Regions from separate parts of the Homo sapiens genome. Here region 2 is linked to region 1. A link is a loop called in an ENCODE intact Hi-C map of the cell type or tissue named here. Cell type or tissue: A673. All regions are shown on one strand. Links, peaks and the distances in the headings refer to the core of each region. The heading gives the core; the rest is flanking DNA.

The links. Hi-C counts contacts between places; a loop is a spot of excess contacts. Peaks named below come from ENCODE experiments on the same cell type or tissue, not always from the same donor. Only the 100,000 strongest peaks of a DNase experiment are listed, where the experiment ranks them.
Region 2: it touches region 1 in a loop (5-fold over the local background); 1 of 110 quality-filtered maps calls a loop at or near these places.

Annotation. Positions count from the first base shown.
Region 1 is chr7:117,971,524-117,974,443 of GRCh38, forward strand. No RefSeq gene overlaps it. Among named protein-coding and RNA genes, the nearest start is that of CTTNBP2, 100 kb to the left of the region's middle. In A673, for the core only: no CTCF peak of the experiment used is centred there; DNase peaks (open chromatin) are centred at 508 and 1,328; H3K27ac peaks cover 2,476 bases.
Region 2 is chr7:118,152,011-118,154,930 of GRCh38, forward strand. LOC105375470 (a long non-coding RNA gene) reads right to left here. Exons shown (of 4, transcript XR_927904.3): 4 at 1-1,309. Among named protein-coding and RNA genes, the nearest start is that of LSM8, 31 kb to the right of the region's middle. In A673, for the core only: a CTCF peak has its summit at 1,741 (motif pointing left); a DNase peak (open chromatin) is centred at 1,711.

The DNA of each region.
Region 1 (2,920 bases), core at 219-2,718:
TTAGCTAGCCTATCTTTTCTCTCTGGCTGCTTTTAGGATCTTTTATTTTCTCTTTGGATTTCACTGCAATGTTTTAATATTGAATTTAAAAAATTTATTCTGTTTTGAATTCGTTAGGTTTACTCAATCTAAAGATAGATGTATTTTCAATTCTGGAAAGGGCTCAGTAATTATCTTTTAAAATAACATCTCTTCCCCTTTCTTTTAATTCTCTCCTTCTGGATCTCCGATGGGACATATTTTAGGCATGTATTCTCTGTGTCTCAAGTTCTCCTTCATAGCTTTTATCTCTTTTTCTGTCTGTGCTGCATTCTGGAAAAATTTTTGGAATCTATTTTCCAATTTGTAATTCACATTCTTTCTCCCTTCCTTCCTTCCTTCCTTCCTTCCTTCCTTCCTTCCTTCCTTCCTTCCTTCCTTCCTTCCTTCCTCCCTCCCTTCTCTCTTTCTCTCTTTCTTCTTTCTGCCAAGGTCTCTCTCTCTCACCCAGGCTGGCATGCAATTGTTCAATCTCGGCTCTCTGCAACCTCTGCCTTCCAGGTTCAAGTGGTTCTCCTGCCTCAGCCTCCTAAGTAGCTGGATTACACGTGTGCACCATCACATGAGGCTAATTTTTGTATTTTTGGTAGAGATGGGGTTTTACCATGTTGGCCGGGCTGGTGTCGAAGTCCTGACCTCACGTGATTCGCCTGCGTCGGCCTCCGAAAGTGCTGGGATTACAGGCGTGAGCCACCGAGCGCCTGGCCGTTTTTCATTTTCTACTAAGTCTGATTTGCTGCTTAATTGTCCAAGTTTTAAAATTTCTATGATTTTATTTTTCATTTCAAAAAGTTCTATTTGACTTTTTTTTAAAAACGGCTGTTTCCTAAAAAAAATCTTTTGCTTATTACTCATGGTTTAAATTCTCTGTTATATGTCTTAAGCATATTAAACATGCGTATTTTATGTGCTTTGTGTATTAGCTTCCATAAATGTCTAGTTCTGATGTTTGTTCTTTATTTTTTTTTCTGATTCTTAGTATGGTGCTATTACCTGGTATGGTTTGGAATTTTTTAATTATGACTTTAATTCATTGTAATTTACATATGGGAATATTTTGAGGTCTGGATCTAGGAGGCATTCTCCCAGAAAGGATTTGCCTTTATATCTACTGGGCACGTGGAGGCCCTGCAAACTCTGGTATACTTTGTTACAACTAATGACTTCAGATTGTAGAAGACACATAGTGCAATATCAGGCCCCAAGCGCTCTACGTTCTGGCCCTTAGCTATGAATTCTCAAGGGAGATGTTTTCCCTTTCTCCAAAGCCAAGGCAGACAAGTTGCCAAGGCAGACAAGTTTCAAAGGGCTGATTTTGTTTGTGGTTTCTGCTTCCTAACTCACCCTTTCCTGGAGGACAGAGTCCTTCCTGAGTCTCTGCTGTAAAGGGTAGACCTCCACCATGAACCCCCTCGCCTCTGGGCCCTGTGCCTAACTACTAATCCCAAGAGGCAGCCGTCCTCCTCCCGAGGGCTGCGTGGACTCAGTGCTCCCTTACTTCCCTTGTATGCCTTTGCTTCACATTCCTGCCTCAGAGGTGTTTTCTTACTTTCTTGGAAATTCACACATGACTTTTAAAGGATGTTTAGAAAATATTTTAAACAGCATTTCAGTGTTTTGTACTGGCAGGATTTCAAGATCTCTAATCCATCCTACTGTTGAAAATAGAAGCCCAGGTACATTTTCTTTTTAAAAAATTTATCTTTTTTTTTTTTTTTTTTTGTGGCATGGTGTCTCACGCCTCTATTCCCAGCACTTTGGGAGGTTGAGGCAGGTGGATCACCTGAGGTCAGGAGTTCAAGACCAGCCTGGCCAACATGGTGAAACCCCGTCTCTACTAAAATTATAAAAAATTTGCCAGGTGTGGTGGCGGGCACCTGTAATCCCAGCTATTCGGGAGGCTGAGGCAGGAGAATCACTTGAACCCAGACCCGGGAGGTGGAGGTTGCAGTGAGCTGAGATCGCATAATTGCACCCTGGCCTGGGCAACATGAGCAAATCTCTGTCTCAAACGAAAATTATTTTTTAAAATGTTTAGACTTCAGGTTTCATTTTAAATTCAGGGGTAGGTACATGTGCAGGTTTGCTACCTGGGTATATTGTGTGATGCTGAGGTTTGGGGTATGAATGACCCTATTGGGAGTGGTACCCAGTAAGTCATCTCTCCACTTTTGCCCCTCCCTCTCTCCCTACTCTAGTAGTCCCCAGTGTCTGTCATTCTCATCTTGATGTCCATGTGTCAGGTACATTTTCTTAATGGTACCTTATGGGGAAGTTTTCAACTCTGGGCTTGACAAATATAGGAAGATTGATTAACTATAAAGTGTTTTCTAAATGTTTAGCTTAAATATAAGCATATGTACAAACAATTACAAAATGTACAGATAAAGCTACAAAATAATCAATCCCACAGGGAACTCTTAGCCGGAAGTGGCTAAAAGATTCTTTAGTCGTCATCCTGATCCTATAGTCCCCATTGAGCTTTCTCTTTTAATAATGCTGGTCGATACAAGTGGACTCGATTTATTAAAAGAGATTTCAGTTGCTGAGAACTGGCAGTCTTTATGTCTGTACAGGATCTGATTTTGGTCTCCATTGATTGTCGGCCAAAGTTCTGGCTGTTCTGCTGCTCTTGTTTCTTCACATATTGTGCATGTGCTCAAAGGGTATAAACTTGCAGCTGCCTCACCCTAATGATTCCATTTACTCAAAATACTTTCCATGTATTGTTATAATGAAAAGAATTATGATAGTATTTTTGGGTTTTGTTGGAGGAGAAACAAGGCCATGATCTGATCCTGGGGCAATGTAGTAAGGATGTTGTAGGTAAGTTTTGGGTTAAAATCCCAGAGCTTTTTTCTCCATGTACACTTCTGTTTCT
Region 2 (2,920 bases), core at 187-2,686, 180 kb after region 1:
GAGTTTATGGAAGTTCTTCCTAAAGACTTCCATTCTGACAGTCAAATAGGTATCAAGGTCATTAGCTAACAGTGATTATGGTAAAAGAGGTGTTGGAGGTTTGCAAAGAGGTTGAAAAAGTACGAAGTATCAACTAGGAGAGCATGGATTGGGGATATATAACATCATTGCAGCACAGTACTAAGGACATTGGAGGACAGTGGTCATGAGTGCAAGTGGAAGCAGTCAGCCTCATTGTGTGCTGCATAACATGCAGCTGTGTGGATGCAGGAGCCACAGAGAGTTGGATTTAACCAGGTTGTGTTTGGATAATTGATCACAGCAGCATACTCCACTCTCCTCATCCCCCTCACATTCTCATGGAAATATCTGCTTTCTCTTCCTAACAGAGGAATGTTGTTCAGAGATCTTGGTGATTCTGACTCAGCTTTCAATATTTTGCCTAAGGATGTCTTGCAAATGTTTTGTCTGTTGTCGTTCACTTTTCCTTTCCCATCCCACAGTTCATATGTTTTTCTATTTTCCATGTTATGCAATATAGTTGTACCCTGACTAATTTTCCAAAAGGGGGCAAAGACAATCATGGAAAGAGAGGTATAATTAGAGCTTCAACAGTATCTCAATAATGTTCAATATCATTTACTGAGCATTTATGTCCTGGGTATTTAACATACATTTCTAATCCTTTTAACAAGTTTTCCCACCTTAAAGGAAGGAAACCCTACAAGGTAAAATGAGTTGCTCAGCTAGTATAGGCACAAGCTAAGATCCAAACCCTTTTCTACTTGTCCCCACAGAATTGACTCTGGCCACAGCTCCACACTCTCTAGCCCTTATTTGCCAAGACCAAAATCAAGCTTTCATTGTCCCAGCTCTAACTGTTGCATATTCAAATGCTGTTATGTGGGCTTGCCCAAATATCCTTAGTCCAAGGTGTCATTTCCAGTCTTGCTTTCCAACCACTAGACCTCATCTGCTCCTGATCTTGGGACAAAAACTTTTGTTTTCATGTTCCAATCTTAACCCATTCTGCAACACTGAACTTTTACTGATGTCCTCTTGTTCAGTTTTAAACCTCTGAACACCTTTGCCTATATTTATAATATCCTGGCACTATGACATTTTGGGCCAGATAATTTTTTTTTAATAGTGGAAGCATGTCTTGTGCATTGTAGGCTGTTTAGCAGCATCCCAGACCTCCCCCTACTAGATGCCAGTGGCACCCTTACCCTAATTGTGACAAACAGAAGTAGCTCCAGACATTGCCAAATGTCCTCTGGGAGGCAAATTCTTTCCCGATTGAGAAACACTGGATATGAAGTAAAAAATTAGAGTTAATTTTAGTTTTTTGAAAATGTTTCTGTAATTTTATATTGCCACTTTATCCACAATTAAAGATAAGTTGCAGTCTAAATTCATTATAACAGTCCCTATGTTCCCATTATACTTTGAAATAAATAAATCTATAATAACATTTATCACATTTAATTATAGTGCTTTAAGAAACACAAATATAGCATACATATTTTTGGCTATAAAACTAGCATCTCTTTGGTGACAGAGATCATGTAATTTGCATCTCCAGTGCTTGCAAATATCCTAATACATAATATGTGCTCATCTTCTACTTTTAAACTGTGTTGGGAGGAATTCCACGTGTTGGCTTTTTAAATTATCTAAGAGTACAGAATACCCATGTATTGTTTTGTAACCTTTATTCACATCACGGCCCTGCCATCTAGTGGCTAATTACCCAAACTACAGGTACAATATCTAGGATGAAATAAGCTAACAAGCCGTATTTCTCAAATACAAAAATGCAAAATTACATTCACTGTCATAAGATAAAGAAACTTCAGAACTCCTTTCATATATGTGCAAATATATTTTTCAACTGCTGAAATATTCCAATTTTTGACTCTTTGCTTAGTGAAATTAATTCACCTGTATCAGGCTTTTACCTCCCATATATAATTTTTTTTTTTTTTGCAAATGAGTGAATATATACCGATGTAATGTCTAAATTATCCCCCTTTGATTTTATACAATATCCTTTCCTAATCAAGCTCAGCCTTTCCTGCTTTTTCCCTCAGTTACCTCTCTCCCTGAAGAATCTAAACCATTCAACAAAACACCTGCCAAGACACAGAACTCAGAGAAATAAGAAGACCTAAAGAAAAGCTCCCCAGAGAGCAGGATTCATTGTTGGATTCAGCCCAAAGTTGTTCCACTATTTGGATTGAAATAGGCAGTTTTGTGCAGCAGGCTATTAGTGTGGTTACAGCATTGACTGAACTGATACATCAGTTGGATAGGGGTCCAACAGAATAGAAGGAAGGTGCGAGATAAGGTTGGCAATTCAATTTCAACTTTACTATTTAGCGTTTGAGAGGTCATAAATTAATTCATATTTATGAGTTACAAAATGTATTTGCTTTAGCAGGAAGGCATAACCAAATGTCTCTAAAATATGCTGAATTGTTCTTTCACTTACCTATTTTGTTGAGATCATTAACACAGTTTGAAGTCAAATGCAGCAGATGCATAAACACTCAGATAGTTCTCTTTCTTCCTAATATTAGCTCCTGATACATTGATTTGAAAGATGAATATTTATTTTTAATACTGCAAACTTACCAGTGGCATAACCTCACTTTTTCAATGTCAGATCCTTAACATGTCTAAAGAAGTTTAGGAAATTTAGATCAGTTCCTCATTGCATAGATTAAGCAACTGGGATTTTGAAGGGTTTAGCACTTTCTCTAAGGTAATGTATCTAATTATGGCAAATTATGTAGAACTCTCCACTGTTGAGAGAGTAACTATTAGCCCAGAGGCTGCACCATAATTTAATGCCTTAGGCTGCACACACCACTAAGAGGATGACAAGATGAGACTACCAGGTTCAAGCCAATCATGC